Linked DNA regions of Mus musculus: region 1 is linked to region 2. A link is a loop called in an ENCODE intact Hi-C map of the cell type or tissue named here. Cell type or tissue: heart. All regions are shown on one strand. Each heading gives the region's core, and the rest is flanking DNA. Links, peaks and the distances in the headings are about the cores only.

What was found. Hi-C counts contacts between places; a loop is a spot of excess contacts. Peaks named below come from ENCODE experiments on the same cell type or tissue, not always from the same donor. Only the 100,000 strongest peaks of a DNase experiment are listed, where the experiment ranks them.
Region 1: a loop joins it to region 2, with 2.2 times the contacts of the local background. A loop is called at or near these places in 5 of 42 quality-filtered maps.

The regions. Positions count from the first base shown.
Region 1 is chr9:71,800,289-71,813,119 of GRCm38, reverse strand. It overlaps a transcript of Cgnl1 not described here. Among named protein-coding and RNA genes, the nearest start is that of Cgnl1, 35 kb to the right of the region's middle. In heart, for the core only: CTCF peaks have their summits at 4,304 and 6,496 (motif pointing right); a DNase peak (open chromatin) is centred at 6,489; H3K4me3 peaks cover 770 bases; H3K27ac peaks cover 2,163 bases.
Region 2 is chr9:71,537,976-71,550,806 of GRCm38, reverse strand. Myzap (myocardial zonula adherens protein) reads left to right here. Exons shown (of 13, transcript NM_001033208.4): 8 at 500-628; 9 at 2,004-2,083; 10 at 4,033-4,138. Among named protein-coding and RNA genes, the nearest start is that of Myzap, 48 kb to the left of the region's middle. In heart, for the core only: a CTCF peak has its summit at 6,832 (motif pointing left); DNase peaks (open chromatin) are centred at 2,946 and 6,756; H3K27ac peaks cover 933 bases.

The DNA of each region.
Region 1 (12,831 bases), core at 2,919-10,918, 260 kb before region 2:
GCTGGGCATCACAGAGGTCTATGGAAAAATATGTGTGCTTGGCTTTAATGAAAAGACGACTTTCACATTGCTCAGAGGTTCCAACCCCTTGTGCCACAAAAGACCCCTCTGGGTTCCTCTCCTCAAGGGACTCCGTGTTTTGAAAGCTTTCATCTACCCAAGAAACTACACTTATTGAATAATAATTTGTTTCTTTGAGTTTTATTTATCAAAGACATCTAACTGCCAATTAGTGTTTCTGATCAGCCCAGATAAACCATCGTTACCGCACTGACTTGATACGAGCCAGCCCAAAGCAAATAAACTTAAATGTTTTATTTAGTCTGGGAACAACACTGAAATAAATGGATGGTTTCCTTTGGGCTTTTTTAAAATCATGAAAATAGCTTCCAGCCCCTCCCACCCCACTGCTGCCTTCCCAGGGTGTCTGGTGGGTGGGAAAGGGGGCGTGTGTAGGGACATTAAAGAGAGCTGGAGGCGGGGAGGGAGGGAGGGAGCTGGTACTGGGGCCACAGGAGGACACAGTGACAATGAGGCACTGGGTGACTCCAACCACCAGGAGGAGTAGGAGTTGCATTTGTGGCTTTATCCCCTGGTGACAGCTGGTTGAAGATGTGTGAATCGTGGTTTTCTCCTGTGCCCAGAGACCTGGACAATACTGTTGTCTCTCTCTGCTCAGACCCTATTGCATGCAGTTCTTACTCGAGCACTGTGGAGTAAGCCAGGCGAGAGAGTAAAGGGAAGGTCTATTTTTCACATGCCTTCATGATTTATTCCCCCGCTATAAGAAGAGTGAACTTGGTGTCCTAGTCACTTCAGGTGTGGAAGGTGGCCTGGAACCCCTAAAGCTCCCCACCTGTCGCCCCAGGTCAAGAAGTTCTAGTGAAGGACCCTTGTGTTTAGCACGATCCATTTTATGGAAAAGGGGGAGGTCTGAAGAGCAAGGTCATCTTCGGACCCCTGAGGTAGGTGTGCCTCTGAGAGTGGATTGCAGGTTCCTTCGAAGGTTTGCAAGTGCTCTGCTGTGGGACTCTGTGTCCTGTGTTCTAATTTCCTCCCATTCTGCTGCAGAAGAGCTGCCCAGTATGGATGGGGCACAGCTGATATACAGCTGGTGTTACAGCTGGGTGACACTGTTACCCAAAGTGAGAGAGCGTCAGGTCCCCAGCCTTGGACCTGATGGGTCTGCAGCCCAGCCCTTCTCTGTCCTCCTGGCTGCTCTCACACCCCCAGCCCTGCTTAGCAATGGCCCTGAACAGCAGACCACCTCGCTTCATGGTTCTTGGCCCTTATTAGCTAAGCCTAGCATTTTCCCACAAGATACTATCTCTGTCTGGCAGAAGCTCGCTTACAAAAACAAATTCTCCCCTGAATGTTTTCCAGGCTGGTTTTGGAAGCAAGTCTGGAAGGTGCCTTTCAAACTCAGCCCCACAGGCAAACCACCTGCACCCCACCTCATGCTGTGGAATGTGGAAAGACTGGGGGGGGGTGAAGTCCATTTTCTAAAGAACCTACCCTTTCTGCATGGGGGCTCAGAGAACGCCTCATTGCACCCTGATGCTTCCACTGCAAACCCTGGCTGCTCGGGTCTGCTGTGGGCTGGAGCTCACAGGCCTGGGTAACACAGCCTGCTCTTTCCCTTCCATGCTGCTGGATCCCCCCATAGAAGGCGCCCACTGCACAGGCGCCCCTCTCCTAGATTCATCCATCCATCCATTCAGTGTTTATATGTCTGGGCTATAGGGGTTGATATGTGCAGCACACAGAGCCAGCACAGGGACAGGAGAGGGACACAGCTATGGAGGACTTCTGTGCTCTGACCAAACTGTCTCTTGGCATCACAACAGCCTGTGATCCGGGAAGGAGGAGCTGAGGGCAAGAAGATGGAGGAGAGGGACCATCTTTTGATGGGCCAATGCCCAGGTGGAGGTCTGAGGTCAGCATTGTCTTCCTCTATCCCTCTCCACTTTATATTACTTTTTTTATTACCTTTTTTTTTTTTTTGACATCTCTCTCTATGGCCCTGGCTGGCCTGGAACTCTTTATGTAGACCATGCTGACCTCAAACTCATAGAGATCCACCTGCCTCTACCTCCTGAGTGCTGGAATTAACTCTCTCATAGAGCTTAACAATATTTTTAGTAAAGCTTTCAAATTCAAATTACAGTCACTATTCTTGCATTGCAGTTACATGTGGTGGCCAGAAGAAGGCGTCAAGTATTTTTATTTTTGTTTTTTTTAATTTTTCTACTTCTCTTGCCTTATTTCTTGGAAATTGGATCTCACTAACTCTGGGGCTATTTAGGTTAGCCAAAGGGCTCCATGTGTCTTTACCCCACAATGTCGAGGTCACAGGCACATGCAGCTATGCCTGTTTTTTAGGTGGGTGCTGATACTCTCGCACATTGAGGCATTGTCACAGTTTCTCAGTGCCTCTTAGGAATTACTTCTGAGACAGATCCATTTATCTGAATCCGATGCTTTAACAGAGCAGAGTCAGAGCCTACCAGACTGATCCACAAAATTAGACATCAATAGTGACGGGCAGGGCTAGGAGATGCAATCAATGCCACCCTGCTGGGAAGAGGGACAAATGAAGGGACTCCATTAGGTTAGGTTTAAACTGAATGGATTGGATGGGGTGAGAGGCGTGGGTAATTAGGCAGACCTGGTGATCCTGTGGTCAGCTCCATTACTGCTTATCTTCTGATGCTGCAAGATACTTGGGGGGAGTCCGAGGGACAATCTAATTTCCTTGGATTCCTACTTACCTGGGAGCAGGTGACTTCATTATGGGGTGGGCGTCTGTCCCTTGAGAACGTTCTGTATCAGTTTTGTACACAGTTCTGGGAGCTTCGGGTGTGGGTGTCAACCGTTTAAGAGCTATGAGCTATGAGCTATGTTCAACTCATACTTCCTCCAAGTGTGACTGGGAGACCAAATCTTTTAAGTTTAGACTCCATTTTAGAGAACCTGACCTAGTGAGGGTTACCATTGCTGTGATGAAACACCATGCTTGACTAAAGCAATTCTGGGAAGAAAGGGATTATTTAATGTATACTGTTTATCACAGGACAGGAACTCAAACAGTGCAGGAACTTGGAGGCAGGAGCTGATGTAGAGGCCAGGGAGGGATGTTGCTTACTGGCTTGCTCCCCATAGCTTTGCTCAGCCTGCTTTCTTAGAGAACTCAAGCTCCCCCATCAATCACTAATTAAGAGAATGCCCCACGGGCTTGCCTAGCAGTCCCCTCCGCGCTGATGATTTTAGTTTGTGAGAAGTTGACATAAAACTAGCCAGCACAGCGCTGAGCGATCTAAACTGTGAGTGTTCAAGGCCAGAGAGGAATTACTATGGTACATCTCAGGAGAAGAGAGGGAGGAGGCCACCATAGGCCAAGGCTAGGGAGGGTGGCCGCTGAGCAGAACGATGAGTGAGAGTCCCCTCTGTACCAGGATCCTTCCAAGCAGGAGTCAGAACTGCCAAGAGATAGCTACAGTCCCCAACAAAATGGAGTGAGCAGGTGGGATCTCTGACCTTCCCTGAGAGCAGCTTTTGTTACAATCCGACCACTGTATCTGGTCCAGCCCTCCCCCTGCGCCCCACCCCCACCCCCACCCGCAGTGTGTAGACGTTTCCATGGAGTCAGAACTTCTGGGTATGCTGATGAGCACTTGCTGTAGACTAGGGGACCCTGGGAAGAAAATCTTGACTATTCTGATCTATGTCTTTCCCTCTTTGGGGTAGGAGTTTTACTTAGGGTCTGTAAAAATTAACGGATGGCTAGAAAGAGGAGAGCAGCCACACTGCGCACAGCTGTAGGTCCCTGACTCCTCTCGACCTGACTGAAGCAATGCGTGGGATGCTGGGGTGGAGCTCACTCTCACACTCAAGCGCAGAAGGCATCAGCTCCCGAACAGTTTCCAACCCCATCTGGGCCTCAGTGGGAACCCAAATCTAGCAGTGTTTGGGGCACTTTGCTAAGTCATCCTCCTGTGGAGCCGAGAGGCTCTCGGGTGCCCTGAGCAAAGGTACTGTGGGCTTCGGACAGCGGAGCACTGCCTGGAGATCTGCCTTCGCTCTGACTCCTGGATCGTGTCCAGATGCTTGGATACTCCTGTCCCACTGGGTAAGCAAACCCCAGCTTGTAGTTATTTGCTGAGACCACTACCCCGTGCTCTATTGTCCTAGTGCTGTTGCCCCGCTTCAACTAAAGACACCTGTCCCTCTTCTCCAACCTTCTCTTCCCAGCTTCCTGAGTGAGTATTGGGGAGTTGGGGTGAAGAGCTCCCTCTAGAGACAAAGTTGGGAGAGGGAAGGTTCTTTGTTTTTGGGACTATAGAGCAAAACTCAAGGTTTATAGCTCAGATGGTAGAGTGCTTGTCCAGCTTGTTAAACCCTGGGTACATCCATCAGGCTTTTTGCTGTTGTTTTGTTTTAGTTTTTCGAGACAGGGTTTCTCTGTGTAACCCTGGGTCTCCTGGAACTTACTCTGTAGTCCAGGTTAGCCTCAAACTCAGAGATCTGTCTGCCTAGTCCCCTCTAGTGCTGGGATTAAAGGTGTGTGCCACCTTGCCCAGGACCAATCCCCACTCTTGAATAAGCCCAGCATAATGGTTCATACTTGCAATACAGGCATTCTAGAGGTAGAATCAGGAGGATCAGAAGGTCAAGGTTAGCCTAAGCGGAACACAGTAAATTTAAGGTCAGCATGGGCATATGTGAGACCATATCTCAAAATAATAAGATAAAATTAAATTAAATTAAAAATTTTAAATTTATATTTACTGGACACATAAAGTTTGAGGTTGCCAATAGGTGCCAAAAAAGGATGTCAGACACTGGGGGAGTTGGAGTCATCGAGGCTTGTGAGCCACCATTTCAGTCCTGAGAATTATACCCAGGCCCTCTAGACGAGCAACAAGTGTTCTTAATTACTAAGCCATTGCTCCATTCCATACCCAGCTTGGAGTTTTACCAGGTAGTACCAGGCTGCTCTGCAGAGAGGAACATGAGGCTCAGGGGTCACGTTGTGGCCAGGATCCCTGGGATGAGGTTAGCAGAGATAAACAGACCCTAGGCTGACTGCTCATTGTAACCCATGCTGGAGGAGGTGGAGCACCACGACGGCTGAGGTCAGAAGGCTCCAAGCTCTGAAGACCCACTCTCCATCTTGACCTCACCCCTGCCCGGGAGGGACCAAAACTCACACATCCCACTTAGGGAAGAGGGGACCACTGAGCCTGCTGCAGGGGCTAGTCACCAAGGTGTGGGGATCTAGGACAGCCAAGCTTGTGTCAGAGATCAGGTATTGTGCTTGTCAGTGTGTGTGAGACGGCAAGAGTCCCACAAGAGAGCTGTGGTTATTTTTACTGCACACAAGCCGACCGGGGGCTGAGATGCTGGGCTAAGATACCTTTCCTAAGTCCTGTAAATAACAACAGGCCATCAAAATGGGATTTGAGCCCAAATCTTTTCGTCTTAAGTCTAGTGTTCACTCCATAACACATTTGTGGAAGGTACCAAGGCGCTTCAGTGTTTACGGAGATGAAAGCCTTTCATTTGAAATTTCTTTTCTTTTAAAGTTGTATTTGTTCATTGAAAACTCACAATTTGTTCTGCTCATGGTTTCCCCTCCAGCATCTCCCCCTCCCCCAGCATCTCCCCCTCCCCCAGCACCTCCCCCCCCCCCCGCATCCTCCTTCACTCCCCACTCCTCCATCTCCGAGCCTTCATTATCTTTGTTTTTATAAAACAAATACACATAAAAAGAAAAAAGAACAAATAAGCTGAGCAGTGGTGGCACATGCCTTTAATCCCAGCACTTGGGAGGCAGAGGTAGGCGGATTTCTGAGTTAGAGGTCAGCCTGGTCTACAGAGTGAGTTCCAGGACAGCCAGGGCTATACAGAGAAACCCTGTCTTGAAAAAACTAAAATACACACACACACACACACACACACACACACAAATATATATATATATATATATATATATATATATACACATATGTATGCATATATATATGCACAGAAACAGAATCATACACAATAAAAAGACAAAACTGAAAAAAATGTAGTATGCAAGCAGTAACACGTACACATAAACATGTGCACACACGTGTGCACACACAAACAGGCCCAAATTAAGAAATATGAACCAAAAAAGCCTATAATAATGCTGTTGAGTTCATTTCCTGTTGGTCATCACTGCTGGACACTAACAGAGTCTGTTATTAGCTGTAGTTAATATACTCAGTGAGACTAAATTGGAGAAATTCATTTTTTCCTGTTGTTCATTGGAAATAACCTCTTTGTTAGGAAGGGAAGCTCATGTCCACTTCCCCATTTCAGTGCTATGAACCTGTCTGCTGAAACACATATGAACTCACAGAAACTATGGCAGTACATACAGGGCCTGCACAGGTTTAAAGCAGTTTAACAGTGTCTTCAGAAACTCAAGTCCCTGGAGGAGTTACTCCATACATTACCACCAGGTGGTGCCACCACACAACGGCTGACTCTCCCAAGGGGTCAAGGCTGTATAGAATGGTCAGAAGAGTTAACTGAGCCTGCCTGGATCCACACTGGCTTGACCATGAAGTGCTGACCCGATTTGATAATAAGGGACAAGAGCCAGTCCACTTACTAACCCATCTAGTTGACAAAGATTTCTTTATGTCTAGTAACTATTTTCCTTGTTAGAGACCTGAATCTGTCTCTGAATGTATTATCTTTGTCCGGAGGCACAGGTACAGAACAGGGGTCTTTCACAAAGCCCACCTCCACTCCCCATCATATCCTGAGATGGCTGTCAATCAGGGCTGGAGATGGAAGATCAGAGGTCATATCTAGGCCAGCCAGGCAGCTTTAAACAGTGCAGCACCCTTTGCCTGTATTTATGTCATCTGTGTCAAGGGCTTGGAGAGCTGTGGAGTTGGAGAACTGGAAGGGAAAAGAGACTGGCTGGCTGTCTCACACAGGTGGGACAGGAAGCCTTCTTCACTGGCCACATGGTTCTAGGATTCTGGAAGCTCCTAGGGTGACATGCAAGGACAGGAGCCTGAGACCCAGGCAAGTCACCAGGCTGGCTCTGGCCTAGCCTTAGATGTGCCCATTATTCAGGAGGCCTGCTATGGAAAAGAAGCAGGAAGTCAAAACAGCAAGGAGTAGCTGTCCTGCTTGTCCCAGCACCGTGGGACTATCTACCTCTAGTGTGAGCTGCCCGGAACTTCTTTAGGGAGCAGGCCATGAGTCACTGAGGCGTCACTGGTCTCAGACTCCTGGTTCCTGTTACATGAGGAGGAAGTCTGACTGATGTCAAAGGGTCAGGAGAGGGGTCAGGGACTCTCAGGGTCCAGGTGACGAAGCAGTGTAGTGTTGCAGGCAGTTCACCCTGAGGGGGGACTTCCAGGGACACCAAGGGGCATGGCTTCCTACCCAGGCCAGGCAGCCGCACCCTGGCATGACTGAGGGTGGAGAGGGCACACAGTGAGAGAAGCAGTCTGTCCTCTTTCCCCTTGTCCAGTCCCCCCTCCTCACTCTGCTCTCTCCATCCCTGCTTTCAGCTCTGTGAGGGAGGACCCAGCTCTCCACCAGCACTTGGTCGCTTTCCTTTGCTCCAAAGTTTCAACCAGCCTTAGCATAACAGAAGCTGTTAATAGCAGGGAAAATGAGACGCTTGGAAAGGCTCTGGGCTGTGTGAAAACAATACAAAGTGCCACCCTGAGCTTTGTGGATTATAGTTTAAGAGATGCTTCCAAGAGCATACACCTGTCATCCCAGTGTCTGGGAGGCAGAGTCAGGAGGACCCATAGTGGACTGGAGAGCAAAGCTGTCTCAAAACAAGCAGCCACAGAACCAAAGAGATACCTTTAAAAAAGAACTATCTTATGATAGTAAGTAGCCATCTGTGAAGTACCATTTCATTTCTTAAAATCAGTGTATTGTGTGTGTGAGTCTCTCTCTCTCTGTGTGTGTGTGTGTGTGAGTGTGTGTGAGTCTCTCTCTTTCTGTATGTGTGTGTGTGTGTGTGTGTGTGTGTGAGTCTCTCTCTCTCTGTGTATGTGTGTGTGTGTGAGTGTTTCTCTGTGTATGTGTGTGAGAGTGTGTGTGTAGGGGGGAGGTCTGGCCTGGAGGAGCTGAAGTTACACTCGGTATGGGTTCTGAACGACCAAACTCAAGTCCTCTGCAAGAGCAGTATGTTCTCCTAACAGCTGAACCATCTCTATAATCCAAGAACTTAATAAAATGCTGCTTTTTTTAAAAATGCCATGGGGCTGGAGAGATGGCTCAGAGAGCACTGGCTGCTCTTCCAGCGGACCGAAGTTTAATTCCTAGCACCCACATGGCAGCTCTCAGCTGTCTAAAACTCTAGTTCTAGGTGGAATCTGATGTTCTCACACAGACATATGTGCAGGCAAAACATCGATGCAGAGCAAAACAGAATTGCATTAAAGAACTATTGCTGTGTTCAGGAAAAAAAATCCCCTTCTATGCAACACCTTATGCAGATGCCTAGAGCATCATGGACACAGATATTACAGTAAACCCCACAGGCAGACCTCTGTGCATACAGAAATGCTGTTGTTGTTGTTGTTGTTATTGTTGCTGCTGCTGCTGCTGTTAAAACTTAGCTGGGATTTAAAGGGATTTGAGTGTTTGTAACTCTTTGGTACAGTGGTAACAACCCGAAGCCCCTTCATATTTCATTTCTAAATTCCAGTCTGTAGAAATGATGTCAGTCCTCAGGTATTATGGTATGTGCCCTTCCACCTTTTACCGACCAAGTCCTGACCCTGGTGTCTTGGAATGCGACTGCACATAGTCCTTTAAAGAGGTCATTACTGACGAAATGAAGTCATATGCGTGGGCTCTAATTCAACAAGCCTGATGACCTTTTAAAAAGAGATTAGGGGACAACTCTCGTGTGAGCCCCCCCCCCCACACACACACAGAGAGAGAGAGAGAGAGAGAGAGAGAGAGAGAGAGAGACTTTTGTCTAAAGGCACACACAAGCACACACACAGGGATAGAGAGATAGAGAGGGAGAGAGAAAGAGAAAAAGAAAGAGAGACTCTATGGAAAGAAACAGGGAAAATAAGCCAACTTTAAGCCACAGCAAGAGGCCTTAGAACAAGCTACCCTTGCTGATTCTGAGTCTCGGATTTGTGGCCTCCAGTGATGTTTACCAGCTATCTCCCAACCCAGGTCCTTTATGGCAGAGGAATAGGGACAGAGGAGATGCAAACAGTGTGTCTGCTCCTGTCTCCTTTCAAACAGATGTTTGCACCGAAAGAGTTGATGGATGTTCAGACTCCACACACATTCTTTCTATGCTTCTGTATGTGGCCTCAAAGTGACAGTCTCCCTTCTGAGAGCCTCCTGTTTTAGTAATGGCATAAGCTAGACATGCAGAACCCAGGTGGGGCCTTAGCTGGGGTAGATGGAGAGAGAGGTGCAGCCTCCGGGCCTAGGGCCTTAGCTGGGGAAGATAGATGGAGAGAGAGGTGCAGCCTCCGAGCCTAGCTGAGCTCCAAACAAGTGTGAGGACCGGGTGGAGGTGGCCGGGAGTGGAGAGACTTGGATCACCCCAGCCAGATGCTGAGGTGACCTCCCGGAGTTCTGTGGCAGCAGTGGGCTGGATGAGGACCCTCAGCCGGAAAACCCCTGTAGGAGGGGAAAACTGCTGAGTGGAGACAGTAGAAGTCTTCCTCTGGGGTTTGCCCTGGAGATCATGGCTTACCTTTTATCCCAGCACTCGGGAGGCAGACACAGGAGGATGTGTGTGAGTTTGTACATTGTATCCAGGTCCTCCAGAGATACATAGTAAGACCCTATCTCAAATAAACAAATCAAATAAGTAGTTGATGCAGAATAGTGGGTTGTTTGTTTGTTTGTTTTTGGTAATTAATTTTGTGTGGATGAGCTAGATTTTCCACACGCATAGAAGAAAATTTCCGGGGCAGGTGACAAGTTCTAGAATTCCTAACTGTGTGTGTATTAGATTCTAAGGCCAAGGAGAAAAATTAATTACCTTAGAGCCGAGTTCCTTGGCAGCTGGTGCCCTGCTGGCATTGCAGCCTGCAGGTACCCGGACTTTTCCTCCTATAAAACCTTATTAATCTCAAATCTAAAGAACAAAAGGGAAGGCTCTCCAGCAACCCCCTTACCCTGCCCTTCCCCTTACCCCTTCCCTGGCTCAGCTAATCTCAGTACTTTTATTAACCAGCACTAAGGTTCTCCTTGGTTAAGAACTGGCAGGTGCTTTGAAACAGTCACCATTTTTAATTAACCCTCTTTAAAATAATGTGTCTTGATTGTAATTTGGTATGATTTAATTAACTCTAACTTAAGAGCTGGACCTTAAACCTCTCCACCCAATCAAGAAATCCTTAGACACTAGGCTTCTCTGAAGGCGCCTTGAGTTGTTTTCCCAGATGGCAGAGGGGACCCCACTTGTGCTAGACAGTGTGTGGGACCCTAGCTCCCAGGCTTCTCCTTTTATACTTAAGCTGTACCAAACCCTGCTACCATTTCTCTGTCTGAGCACCCCATCTCCTGACTCAGGCCCTCAGGTGCCCCCTCAACAGGCTTGGTCCCTTCTCCTCTCAAGCCCCACCCTCTGGGATCCTCTGCAGAAAACCTTCCCACAGTTCCTGCTGTAACTGGAATTCATAGAGATCCAGGGGTGAGTAGAGGGACCATAGCTATAGCCATCCATAGAAGACAGAGGCAGAGGGGATGGAGGAGTCCTGGATAAGTGACTGTAGTCCATTTCTGCCCTGCTTCCCTGTGGTCAAGCAGAGAATGTCTGATGATAGTTGTTATGCAAGCAAAAGGCTCCTCAGATAAACAAGTTAGGAACTAGGTGCCTGCTGGGTTTGCCGGCCATCAGACCTGAACCAACACACTCTCCTCTGAATCTCCTCCCCTCCCAAGCCACTCACCTGCTGGGCTCTGAACACCCTGTGGCTTCTCACCCTATACCTGGCCTAACGGTTCATTTCTTCATTCCTTGTGGCTCTATCCTGGCTCACACCCCATCCTCCTCCAGGACACCTCTAATTTCCTAGGTGCTGAAGCTGGCTTTACTGTCACACCCCTGCCACAGGCCTGTGCTCCTTCCTCTCCGTGGCTGAAGAAAAGTGGAATGTCTCACGGCTTTTGAGGCCACTGGAGAATGTGGAATTGACAGGTGGAGACCGGGCCACAGAAGGATAGTACTGACTCGGGGGCCCCGTGGGGCTAGGAACCCCATCATAAAGACAGAAGGTATCTGCAGGGGCTGCAGAAGGGCAGGCAGATGAGCAGAGGTGTGAAACTGAGGAAGACAGATATAAAGAGATCCCCTGGTCCTAAGAAGGACCTGGGTTCCCTATGGTCCTCACTGTGAGATCCTTCAGGAGGTCTCATGATGATAAACTTTTCCCTACCAGAGTGGCTGGAGGGAACCTTTATTCCTACCAGTGAAAGAGCCAGATCACACCTTGTTGACTGGTCCTGGAGCGACTCAGGGGCAGACAGTGTAAGTATTCAGTTTTCATCACTACCTACAGTACACGTACGGAACACGTGCGTGCGTGCGTGCGTGCGTGCGTGCGCACATGCGTGCGAGTGAGTGACCTCTTCCCTCTCTAGCAGCAGGTGAAAGCTGCAGCCTCCTGACTGCCTGTTCCGCAGATACCAAGCGTTAGGGCTGGGGATATAGCTCAGTGGTGGAGTGCTTCCTTAGCACACAAGACTTCTTGGGGTCAATACCCAGCATTGGGGCGGGGCATGTTTAGGGCTGGGAACACAGCTCTGGGGAAGAGCACCGGCCCTCTGACAAGAGGAAGATGAGGAAGTGGGAAAAGGGGGGAGAAGAGGATAAAGAGAAGGAAAAAGAAGATGATGAAGAGGAAAGGGAGGGAGGAGGAGAAGAGAAGAAAAGAAGGAGGAAGGAGAGGAAGGAGAGAGAGAAGAGGGAGAAGAAGAGAAATAAATATAAAGAATAATGATAGTGATGGTTTGGGGCTTTAGTACTATATGTACAGCCCAAGAAGTTGGACAAGATCTCATGGGCATTCCGAGTTAGACTATAGTGAGATTGTCAGTGATGAGTGTGTTGGAACACGCCCCACACTCACTGCTGCTGGGCATGTAAAATGCTGTGGTCATCATGGCTCCTCCTCTTAGAGTTATCCTGGGCAGCAGCACTGTCACCCCTAGGTATATACACACACGGATTGAAGACACACTCTGGCACAGCAGTGGTGTACCGATGCTCAGAGCAACACGATTGGCGGTAGCCCAGAGGAGGAAACGAGCCAGATGTCCGTCATCAGGTGAACAGAGAAACTAAATATAAAATGTGGAAATGTTCAAACGTCTGAAAAGAGCTGGTACCACAGACCTCCTAACTCTAGTACTGTCTTACCAGTCACTGCCAGCAAAGCCATTCTGCCTCTGCCTCTGCCTCTGCCTCTGCCTCTGCCTCTGCCTCTGCCTCTGCCTCCTCTGCCTCCTCTGCCTCCTCTGCCTCCTCTGCCTCCTCTGCCTCCTCTGCCTCCTCTGCCTCCTCTGCCTCCTCTGCCTCCTCTGCCTCCTCTGCCTCCTCTGCCTCCTCTGCCTCCTCTGCCTCCTCTGCCTCCTTTGCCTCCTCTGCCTCTGCCTCCCGATTGTCTGAGTCTTGGGCTCTATCATTTCTTTTCCATAATTGGGGGGCTCTATCATTTCTTTTCCATAATTGGGGAGCCGGGGGGCAGGGGGAGTCTCATGTATCCATGGCTGAGTTTGAATTTACTTTGCAGATGAGGATGAACAAAACGTATTTGTTAGTTAAAAATAAAGAAG
Region 2 (12,831 bases), core at 2,348-10,347:
GCTATGAGTCATAACTATCAAAATTACAGTTATAAATAAGGAAAATAATTTTATAGTTAGGGGTTACCACAACATGAACTGTCTTAAAACGTCACAGCATTAGGAAGGTTGAGAACCGTAGCAGATAAAGATGCTTACTGCCAGATGATAAGCTGAGCTTGATCCTGAAACCCACGTGGTGGGAGGAGAGAGCAGACACTTGAAGCTACCCTCTCACTTCCACACTCCTGACCACACACACGGACACCCGTGTCACCCAGATCCCCTCAACACACAAAATAAAATAAACGTAAAATAAAGTTAAAGAAGAAGCTACATGATGTGCATTGTTCAGAGGCGAAACCAGGCTCAAGACAGTTGAGTCCACTCTGTGTGAGACACACAGGTCCCAAGGTCATGCTTTCCCAGGGAGATCATGACCCAGTGAGGCTCTGACTGGACTGGGGTGAGTCACCTGGGTATCCAGGCCGTGCTGAGGAGAGTGTGTACCCTGTTGCAGGAAGAAACCAATAGCTTTCTGAAGGCCATCGAAGAGGCCAATAAGAAGATGGAGGCAGCTGAGCTCAGCCTGGAGGAGAAAGACCAGAAGATCGGGGAACTGGACAGGCTGATTGAACGCATGGAGAAGGTAACAGACGCAGCTGGTAACTATTGCTTGCTTGTTTCTGTAGTGATGGCCATTGAGCCCATGGCCTTGTGTGTGGTAGGCAAGCCATTAGCTACAAACCTATCAGGCCAAGCCCGTCACAATTATTTTGATACGTTTAAAAAACATCAACACCTGTAAAATTCTTTCTGCAAATTAATATTGCAGCAGCTAGCTTCTGTGGGCGCCCCAGATGTGCTCTTTATTTAACCCAATGAGGCAATGTGTTTGGCGGCTCCATCAGCACCCCGCCCCTCGTGTTTCTGGGGCAGGTGTCTGGGGCAGGTTGACTTTTGCATGACACACCTTGAATGAGGTGCGGAGGCAAACTCTTCTGTGTGTGGCAAACAGGCTGACAATGGAGCTTGGGGGGTAGGTGGGGGGCTTACGGAGTCTACAAGCCAGTCTAGAGGCAGGAGCAGAAATGGACCCACCTTTGCTGGCAGGGCTCTGCAAACGTTTTTTTTTTTTTAAAGGATTTTGCTATATTAATATCTATAATGTATGTCTAGTGAGATTTCAGTGATGACAGGTACTGTACTTTTATTAACAGTTCCATTAAATGTTAATAAGTTAAATAAATGTTAAATTAAACTTAAATCTATACATACGCACACATTTATAGATTCAGCAAAGTGTATGAAGCATATAGCTTGACACACATATGTTTCTTATTGCTACTGAAGTAAATTGCCGAAAAGTAGCTTTCGGTTATGTGAATTTATTGTTTTCAGTTCTGGAGGTGAGAAGTCCCACTCTGGTGTCAGAGTTAGCCATGTAATGCTGTCTTAGCATCCCAACTTGAACTCTACTGCTTCCTCTAGCTTGATCCATGAGACCATGCAGATCATTAACCATGTTTTCACAGTTCCCCTTTCTGTGTGAGATGGTGTGTTTATGCGGGACTAGGTCCTGGACTTCTTTGTGTTGGGGGGACCATTGTGCTGGCCATTATGGCCAGCATCATATATGTCTTATAAGCAATTATTCCTGTGTAAACACACCTGGGTTGGTCCATAAGCCATTATCAGAATTTCAGAGCCTCTTTGCTAGATGTTTTTGAAAACAATAAGGACTCACAATGTCATGGGCCATTGATTTACGACATAGATTATCATTATTTAGAACTATAAGTTTTCATAAGACGTGTAATCCTGGGCTGGGGTTCATGTGGTTTGCCTAGAGTGTTTTTTTCCAGATCCATACATATGTCTATGCATTGGGCCCCTTTGAGTTCTGAGCTCTGACCTAGTGGATGTGTGAACAGGGAGTGTTGTACAGACTTGGAGAGCTGGGTGTGCCTGGTGTTCATCCTCTGCCTAGCTCCATCTGGATCCATTGATTATGTCTGTTTTAGGAACGGCATCAGCTCCAGCTCCAGCTCCTTGAGCATGAGACAGAAATGTCAGGGGAGATGGCAGATTCTGACAAGAACAGGTGAGGCAGGCTGGCCTTGGACTTCGAGCAACTCAGAGGTGGATATGCACACTGGTTGTGTGTGTGTGTGTGTGTGTGTGTGTGTGTGTGTGTGTGCATGCGCGTGTGCACTAGATGCACATGTGTGCATGTTCTTGCCCACAGAGGCCAGAGGAAGAAGTCTGGTGTCCTTCTCTTATCACTTTCTACCTCATTCTCTTGATCCAGGGTCTCTTGCTGAACCTGGAACAAGGCTGGTAGCAAACAAAGCCCAGTCATCTTTCTGTCTCCCCTCCCCCAACATCCACAGCTATGCCTAAGTTTTTACAATGGGTGTGCTGGGGATTTGAACTCATGCTTAGGTCTTCATGCTTGCCTAAGAAGACTTCTTACCCACTGGGCCTTCTCCTCAACCTAGTGTGCACTGTTTCTGATAACTCATTGACTCTTGTGCTTTCACTCATGTGGTCCTCACTTAGGACAAACCTATACATAAGAGTGGCATTGGCTGAGAGCACCCAATGTGGGCCCAGTTCCTTCAGGAGCTTGCAGCTGTGTCTCGATCGTGACTGTAGTTCAGCGGGACACATCAAATGACGGCCACAAGCACAGAAGTCCCATCTGCTTGTGCTCATAACCCTGAGTGCACAGGATGTACCTCGTTAATGAGATAACTCGTCAGCTGTGACCGATACCGTTTGTCCTGGAAACTAATTTTAAAATGTTGCTTGTTTCCATGCCTTGCATTGCCCTTTGGTCATGAGTGTGTGAGACCCTGGATGGAAATTACAGGAGTCATACTTGGCTTTTCTAGAAATCAAAAGGCAGAGAGGAAGGAAGGGAAGGCTGGGCTGATTGGAGCCCTTGGGCAAGTCACCTGACCCCCAAGGCTCTTGGCCTGTGGAGTGGAAACTTTCTAAATAAAGAATGGTTATGTTGATCAGATGCCCCTCCCTTTGATTCACGTTGTGAGGGAACTTTGACCTACTGCCTGCTATATAGTACATGCTGGGGGAAAAAAAAATCTGTTTTCCTCGATCTCAAATATTGATTGATTGATTGATTGGTTGATTGGTTGTGCAGGTATGTATATGTGTTACAGATGTTCCATGGCATGAGTGTGGAGGTCAGAAGACAACTTTTAGGAATTAATTCTTTCCTTTCAGCACATTGGGTCATGTGGGGAATCAGACTTAGATCACTGCTTGGCAGCAAGCACCCTTACCTGCTGAGCCATCTCACTGGCCTTGCTCCTATGACTTGAGGGTTTCCCAAGTTGTTGGGGTCCTCACTAGTTTCTACTTTGGTGCTAATGAGGGACCTGGTTATTGCTGGGAAATGGGACACAGCCACTGAACATTTCTTCCGGTGTTCTGCTCTCATGACACACAGATCATAGTCACCTGCCTACGTAGCCAAAGGCGTCATAGCTCCTTTGGTTAGCTTGAGCTGAGCAAAGACACAGAATAATGTCTCTCAAGAAAAAGCTCTCAGAAAAAGTTCTGGGGTGCAGGGTGGTGACACAGTGAAGGGCTCTCCGTGTATGCCTTGATGGCCCAGTCAATGACCAGCACAGCAGTGATGTGTGCAGGTCCTTCTGGATTCCACCCTTGATTTCAGGGGCTCCTTCTCCCTCCCCTTAATTAAGGTCACTGACTGCATGTTCCAGTCTGTATTAACCCCCAGGCAGAAAGCCTCTCGTGTTTCTCAGTGCAGAAAAGCCTTCTCATTCTGCCCTTGAAAAGGACAGATTTGTCATGACACAGAGTGAAGCTCGAGAGGGGCCCTGAAGGAAGGTGCTCTTTCTCAGGTGATAGCGATCCTGAGTTAATCCCTAGAGTCCACAGGAGAAGAGCGTGTGGCTTGAGTTTGAGTGTCGCTTCTGTGAAATGTTGTGGCGGTCTCTGCCGCCGTAGGGGGAGCGGCAGCAGCTGTCTGGAGTCAGGGCTCAGTGCTCTCTTCTTTCTTAGGTACCAGCAGCTGGAGGAGGCGTCGGCCAGCCTCCGGGAGCGGATCAGACACCTGGATGACATGGTGCACTGCCAGCAGAAGAAAGTCAAGCAGATGGTTGAGGAGGTAAGCTCTGGAGAAGCCTGGGGCCCAGGACAGCTTAGTGCTGTAGGAAAAGATACCACTTTAGCTCACACTCGACTTTGCCCAGGCCACTGTCACCGCAGCCCAAACTGTCGGGCATTTGTTATGTGCTGTGAGGACCAATGATTGTTCCCCTAGAAGGAGGGTTTTCTCTAGACCAAAGTGTTGGTCAAGTGCTGTTCATAATGCACACTGAGCATGGTGGCCTCGGGGGACAAAAGGTGACAGAAGGTGACCTCAGCCCAGGCTTCCCTCCAAACCTGCCCACATCTCTTGCACCAGCCGCTGTGCCTTTCTCTGGGTGCACCTGTCTCTTCTGCTCCTTTCATTCCTTTCCCATGATGCTCTGCCCCCCCTCCCACCCCGTCCTCTCCCTTCCGCTCATCTCTCACTTGTTTGTCCTCTGTCTCTTCTCTCTTCTACATCCTTCCTCTCCTTAGCTGTGTATAATAGGAAAAGGTACATATTTGGTCTGCTGGGAAGCTTGTTGTTCTGTTATTTTTTCTTAATGAGAAGCGAAGCAGGTAGGTTGGACATTTATGTACTTCTCTAAGAAGAGAGAGGATGACTTTGCTTGTTTCGGTGGGCTCTGCCTCCCTTTTTGGTGATGCTCAGTAGAAAATCCACATGTGGGGAAAATCCACAGCTGGTCACATGTCATTGTAGATGTTTCTTAGTTTCTTAATTAAAAAAATGGTAGATGAAAATCAGATAGAAAAATCTGAGAGAGAAAGGACAGCAGTAAAAGGGTTATGAACATCTAGGATCTAACTCTCTAGCTTGAAATAAAGTCCAGTGAATTAAGTTTGGTTGCCAGGAAAATAACTATTTTCCCTTATTTAACCACTACTTTAAAATGTGTCCATTTTGTGTATGGCTGTGTATGTGTGTGCTCATGTACATGCGTGTTCCATGTGTGTATGCATGTGTGTGGAGGCCTGGAGACAACCTTAGCCTCTTTGCCTCAGGTATCATCTACCATATATTTGGAAACAGGGTCTTTTACTGGCCTGAAGCTTGACAGTTAGGCCAGACTGGCTGGCCGGCAAGCCCCAGGGTCCTTATTTCTACCCTTCCTGGGAATGAGGTTGCAAGTGTGCACTGCCACACCTAGCCTGCACTGGCACACCTAGCCATCCTTTTTCATAGGTTCTGGGATTGAATTCTGCTTCTCATACTTGTAAGAAAAGCACATTACCAAGTGAGTGCCTCCTCAGCTCTGACTATTATTAAAGGAATCATTGATACTTAAAGTATATCTACTTTCAATAACTTATACACATGACAGATGAAATCAGAAGCCTGTCTACTTTGGCAGTAAATTCCTAAATGCCGGGGTGTTCCTGGAGTGGAGCAGGGGTAAGGCCGTGGAGCTATGAGTGGGGAAGAGACCCTTTGTTTCATTAGGTCTAGAATAAATGTTTACAGCAGACAAAGTCTTGTCTCCAAATGAGAAGTCCGGCCTCGATGTATTGAGTCTTGTGTGGCTTGCACACAAGGGAGTGGGACCACAGAAGCTGGGGAGGAGCCAGGCTGCATTCATGGGGAGCACCACCAGCAACTGTGATGGGCGAGATCCCATCACACCCCCATGAGCAGAAGTGTATTTGCCAAGAGAAGGCACACATCATCGCAGTGACCCTTGGCACACCTTCTCTGCCTCTGGGCTTCCCACATGTAGGGGGATGCCTTAAGTTATGCAATCTTCTTTCCTCACACAAGGGCGTCTGCTCATATCTAGTATTAGAAAGACTATGTGTAAGCCCTAGATTGATTGGCTCTTGGATCAGTTAAACCCTTGTCTAAAAGGAGTTGAGACTGACACCAAAATCAGAGATTTTTTTTAAAAATGGTCCTTCCAGACAAGTTCAGAATAGTGTGTTTTATATCCTCTCTCCAGAGTATGATAAATGCTCCTAATTAAAGAGAGTGAAGGAAACATATACATATGTTTGGCTCTCAGCATCTGAGGCATTTTGTTCTAGAACCTTCTAAGGATTCCAACATTTTTGGATGGTCAAGTCTCCTATGTAGATGGCATGGTCTTTGTATACTCCAGGCCTAATCCTTCTATGTTTTTTGTTTTGTTTTGTTTTTAAGATTTAATTTTTTTTTATTAAAGAATTACTTTGGAGAGTGTGTGTGTGTGCCCTATATGAGTTCACTACTTGTTTCAGTCAGCAGAGAGTGTCAGATCCCCCTGGAGCTGGCGTCACATGTGGTTGTGAGCTACTGGAGATGTGGCCCTCTGGAAGAGCAGCAAGTACTCTTAACTGCTGAACTGCCTCTCCAGTCTCCTTTCTGTGTATCTCAAATCATTTATAGATCACATATACTACTAAAGACAGTGTAAATTGTTGTTTTTCTGTGTTGTTTAGAGAATAACGATGAGGGGGGAATCGGTACATGCTCAACACAGATGTAATTTTATTTTTTCAAATAATTTTAATATGCAGGTGGTTGAATCCACAGTGGTTGGAGCACAGAGGGCTGACCCCGCATGTGTGTGGTGTGTGTTTAAACAGGGACGTGTGCAGTGTCTGGCATTCATGCCTTTTAGTTCACATTTCCCTCGCACGCTTCTCATACCCGAGTATGGACGTCAGTGTAATGAAAAGGCCAGCGCTGTGAGCCAGCACTGTGAGTGGCACTAGCGCCACCTACCGGCTTCTGGGTTCTAACAGTGAGAGGAGAGTTTTAAAAGTATTCTGAATTTAAGATCTTTAAATTGGGAAGTAAAAATAATAAGTTTGTCTAGCACATTGTGGTCACATCAACAGAAAAAAAGAGAGAATAATTTAAAAACCTTAACTATTGTGGGTGTTTATGAAGATGCCTTGTTTGAAGTTAGAAATGTGGCCGAGTGCCATGGACAGGTGAGCTCGTCCAGAGGAGCCACCAAGCTGGAAATGAGCCCGGAGCTGTAGGAATCAGCGGGAGTTGGGAGCACAGGAGAGGATATGGCCGAAGAGAGGCCCTGGAGCTGACTGTGGTCTTAGAAACAGGTCTTGTGGAACCAGGGGAGGTGCAGGCTCAGGTGCAGGGCCAGGCTAGAGCCACCGGGTGGCACTCTCAATGAGGAAAGCGTCGGGTCCCATTCAGTGTACATTGGCTGCTCAGAGTCAGTATTCAGCCCCAGATCGCAGGTGCATCCCTTTACAAAGAGAGGGGTTGATCCCGGAGCTTGCTAGTGTTGCTCCAGGATTCCGTGTGGCCTGCAGGGATACTTGGTGGAAATCTGCTGACTTTGGCAATATTCTTTATTTTATTTTTTCTTATTGTGTGTGTGTGTGTGTGTGTGCGCGCGCGCGCGCGCGCGCGTGCATGTGCACAGATGCATACACACTTGCCTCAAGACACATGTAGAGGTCAGAGGATATCTCTATGGAGTGGATTTTCTCCTTCCACCTTTACCCAAGTTCTAGGGATCAAACCCAGGCGGCCTGGCTTGCACAGCAAGTGCCTTTATCCACAGAGCCATCTCACCAGCTCCACCGTGTTCTTAGACAAAGAACCGTCTCTTTTTTTAGACTGTATCTGTTACTGTGATCTCAGCTTTGTCATTGCTTTACATAAAGAGGATACACACACACACACACACACACACATACACACACACCTCAAAGGGAATGAGAGAGTTTATTCTGGAGTCAGAATTGAATGATCATGACCTGGGAACATGCATTTAGGGTACCCCCAAATGATAATGTTGTGAAGTCTCTATCGTTACAGAGCAAAAGGAAGCCATAAATCAAGGCACTTTTCAAATACATCATTAGGAGAATTGGCAGGTGGGGAAATCTCTGTCATATGTCGTAGGAGCTGTCTGATGATGCTCTTAGCTTTGGATGGTTGACTACTAATGGCCTATTATGGTAATATACCTCAGAAGGTTTCACATGACACTCACAAAGTCAGACACAGCTGGGCAATTAATAACAGCCCGAGATCATTTGCCTCTGGACCTGCAACATTCCTACTCCCCACAATCAGCACGTTCTCATCAGCCGCCCAGCCTTGTAGGCTCCTTAACACAGGCGTGGCTTTCTCTGAGAACTTCCCTTCATTGTGACAAAATCTACAAAGTCACAAGTCAATCACCCCAGGTCACTTGGGCCTCGTTTGGAAAACTGCATACTGAATTAGTCACTAAGGAATGCTGAATTCCCACTTCAGTCAACACCTGGTACACAGAGGGAGAGGCATATTTGAACTAGTCTAAGGGGCAGCCTGTGCGTGTAGGCAGGGACATTTTCCCTCCTTCCCTTGAAGCCCAAAGGTTTGTCTGGGCCACAACTTCACCTTTCCCAAGGCTGGGACTTCTTGGTGATGTCTCTTGCCATTTTTGTGGTCCTACTTTGGTGATAACGGCTTTGAAGAAACTGTCACTGGAGGCTTATCAGCCCCCCAAATCCAGCTACTGAGTCCGAGTCTCTTCAAAACCTTTTATGTTAAGTAATATATTTTCCCCACCTCAGTAGAACTAAACTTTTAAGAACATTGCTCAAATTAAAGGTGGCTTTTTCGGTCTTTGACTCAATGAAGACTTGGCTTCCACTGTGTGGAGCAGTAAGCTCTTGGACCGTGTAATAAGACCAAGCCCGAGCTCCCTAATTATTTTCCAGTTTAACTACTAAGCATCATTTCATTTCTTTTTTTTTCTCACCCTTTTTTTTTGTTATGAAGTTTTTTTGGTCTGTATATGTATGAGTGCTTGTGTGTGTGAGCACATGTGTGCCTGTCAAGGCCAAGGTTGATACCACATGTCCTTCTGCTGTGTTTACCAAGGCAGGGTCTGTCACCAGACTGGGGCTTACTGATAGAGCCTGCCTAGCTAGCCAGCTAGCCCCGGGATCCTGTTTCCACCTCCCAGTCATTAGGATTATAGGTGGCAGCCACACCCACCTGAACTTTTGATGTGGAGGGTGGGGATCCAAACTCAGGTCCTTGCACTTGGGCAGGGACAGCTTTATCCACTAAGTGTCTCCCCGGTCACCAACATAGCAGTTTGGTTAAGGTGAGAAGATAGAAAGAAGTGATGTTCCCCTGTCTGCTTCTCTACCTTGCTGGGCAACTTTAGAAAAACCTTCAAAGCTGGCAAATGCAGGTGGAAGCAGGTTGGATATTGGGTTCTTGTGTGTGTGTGTGTGTGTGTGTGTGTGTGTGTGTGTGTGTGTAAGGGTGAGTGTGTGTAAGGGTGAGAGTATGTGTGTCTAGTACCCAGCAGACTGGGTTTCCTATAGAGTTTCATGCTGTCAGTGTCTGGCCAGACTCCTTAAGAAGCTCCGGTACCCAGTGGCAAGCTGGCGGTGAACTTAGTGCAGGGCAGCTCCAGCAACCAGGGCCGGGAGCAGGGAATTTAAAACCCAGTCCATCTCTTCCTGCTAGCCTAGCTAGGCTCTGGGTCCTGGAGGCATTCTGTTGTATCATGGTAACGTGCAATAGGGATTGTAGGTGTCCACGGTGTAGCAGTGTCCCATAAGTGACAGGGACCCATCAGATTCACAGGTGTGCCCAACATTTAGACATTGCAGCACAGCGTTATTGACAAAGCCATGTTCAAGAATGAGAGAGAGAGAGAGAGAGAGAGAGAGAGAGAGAGAGAGAGAGAGAATGCTAGCAGCTCATCCTGTATATTACATAAATGTATGGTTTTGTGTTGCGTCACATTCATAGCTGCTGTCTTAGCTTTATGAGACCTGTGGGCTGTGGGTGGAGCTGCCAGGAGAGAGTGAGGTCAGTTGTTAAACAGAAAATAGAGAACATGTGTATATACAGGCTTGCCCTGTGAGTATGCTCGAGCTATCCCTTGTTTGCATGGACTTGTCATCCTTATCTTGGTTTGAAGCAGTGGCTCTCAACCTTCCTGATGCTGGGACCCTTTAATACAGTTCCTCCTGTTGTGGTGACCCCCAAGCATAAAATTGTTTTGTTGCAACTTCATAACTGTAATTTTGCTACTTTTGCGAATCTTAATGTAAATATCTGATATACAGGATATATGATATGCAACCCCTGTGAAAGGCTCACTTGACCTCCAAAGGGGTTACAACCCACATGTTGAGAACCACTGGTTTAAAGGGTCCCTTTCTGCCTTACACCTGGCTACAGTGCCCTGCGTCAGTGAACAACAGAATGCAATGCCTTTATTAGCAGGGCCTGCCTCTCACATGGAAACCAAAGCAGGACATGTTTGCAATTCCCATCGAAATGGCTTTCAGCTCATCACCTCTGACATTTGGCCGAGCAACAGTGCCATGGCCTTGTCTGAGGATGAAGTGTTAAGTTTCTGGCTCTTTAACCAGTTGGTAGAGCAATTTCCCTCCTGTCCATAAAAAGCAAGCTTCTGAAATGGCCCTCCACAGGCTGCAAGTCCACACACACTCCTCCTGCAGTCAGAGATCCTTATGCTCAAATGTGAGGAGTGGCCTAGAAGAATTTGTACATTTGAACTTTAGAATCAAGCAGACCCGAGTTTACAGTTGTGGGACTTTGAAACTTTATTCATTTCCCTTTCTGAAAAATAGAAATAATAAGAGTATCTTCCTGAGTGTGTTTTGTGGGCTAGAATTAAATGAGTGTGAGAGTGTATGTGTATATATATATATATGTGTGTGTGTGTGTGTGTATATACACACATATATTTACATATATATGAGATTTTTATTGATCTATGGATCTATATTTCACTTATTATGTTCATTGAAGCATCATGGAAAATACCTAATGAATACTAGCTACTACTAATATTATTGCTCTCAATAAATGGTTTCCTGTGGTACAGATACAATGTGGAGGTAAGTGATCAGAGGATCTGCTTGATAGCTTCCCCCATACTCAGGGCTGGCCTTCTTCTCTGTGGGAATCTTGGGAACCAAACTGACCCCTCTTCTTTTCTATACTGTGTGCTACTCTCTAGCTTAGCCATCAAAACACTTCATTGTTTTTTGTTTGTTTGTTTCTGTTTGTTTGTGTCTGAGTGGGACTAGGGTCTCATGTTGTTCAGGCTGGTTTCAAACTCACTGTGTAGCCAAGGATGACCTTGAACTATTGATCCTCCTGCCTCCACCTCACAAGTTCTGGGATGACATGTGTGTGTCGCTTTCCCAGTTTATACAGTGCTGGGGATTGAACCCAGGGTCTCATGCATGCTAGGCAAGCGCTCGGCCAACTGAGCTACACCCCTCATCGGGCTCTTGAGTCGAGGAGTTAAATTCTCTCTATCTCAAGAATCTTCCATTTTAAGTGGTTCACCTATTTGCTGGCACACAATTCATTTTAGAATTGTTGTTCCATGTGCTGAGATGGGCAACACAAAAGGGTGCTTTGGGCAAATGCCCTGCATCCCCAGTACTTCCCATAGCTGGTAAGTAGGTCCTTGGGGGTCAGGGAAGAGCCATGGCCCTGAAGCTTCAACCCTAACCCATTCAATTGAACTGTCCCCAGATCATGTCGCACGAGCTCTTCTCAACATTTAGTCTCCGGCTCTTTGGAAGATGATAAGATGGTAGAGGCAGAGGTGGACGCATCTTACTGGGTGTGATTAGAAGAACAGTTGTACACTCTCCGGGGGAAGAGTTGGTGTGTATCTGTGCTGAGCTCTGGAACAAACAGGGAAGATAATGCTATTCAGAGGAACCCTTGACCCCCGTGGGGTGCTCATTTGTGAGAACACTCCCAGGCAGTAGCCTCTACACATACAACCTTAAACTGCAGATCAGAGAACTCAGAGATCCACGGGATATTTTGTTTTTGAAACTCGGGTTCCTTGACATCAAAGAAAGAACTGCACTGAAAAAAGACTATTAAAAATAATTGAGAAACTGCCAGGTGGAACTGCCCCAGAAGATGCTCACTGAGGAGAAGGGGAGAGAGGCGAAGAGCATCAGTGCTCTGGGAAGGAGGCGCCCCGAGCTGGATCACACTCCCAAAAATGCAGATACGGCCAAATGTCCTCATAGTTCCGTTATATTTGTATATGGTGGCCTTTATATCTGGAGATGGCCCTCTGTATATCCTTTCTGAGTGACTGTCTACAGTCATTGTCCAATAATGTCTCTTCTTGTTTAAGGAAAGCTTGGTTTGCTTCTAACCCTCTGGGCATTTTTGCTTGAATAGACACAGTTCAAACAACTTCAGGAAAAGTAGGAGTGAGCCCAATGAAAATAGAAATACACCTAGCTAAAATATATGGGAGTGAGATAAGTAAAACATGTGTTGTGCATGACTTATCTTCATAGAGGCCTTTGTTAATCACTAGAATGCTGTTACTTCATCAAAAGGTAGCAAGGGTTGCTGGGAGCTAGCGGGCAGTATGGCAGCAGTGTTAGGTAAGGGTGATAAAAGGGTGATATCAGCCTCCATAAGCGAGTAGACTTGAGTGGTGCACTGAGTATCCCTCTGGCCTTGGCATTTCTACAAGTCTCTCGCTTTGTCGTTTCTCTATAGAAAAGTGTGTTTGTTGGGTGGATGCTGCCGTGTCAGTGTTTGTCCTTGTCTTTTTATATCTGTGCTCTTGTCTACTCTAACTTAGGGGGGCAAGGACAGGAAGCAAGCAGAGGAGACAGCGCCATAACTGTAAAGGGATCTTGGTGATGTGAACTTGGTGGTGGCCCATTTAAAGCTGGAACCCGACTTACTCTGTAGGGGTTTGTGGAATGCCAAAGTCAGAGTGG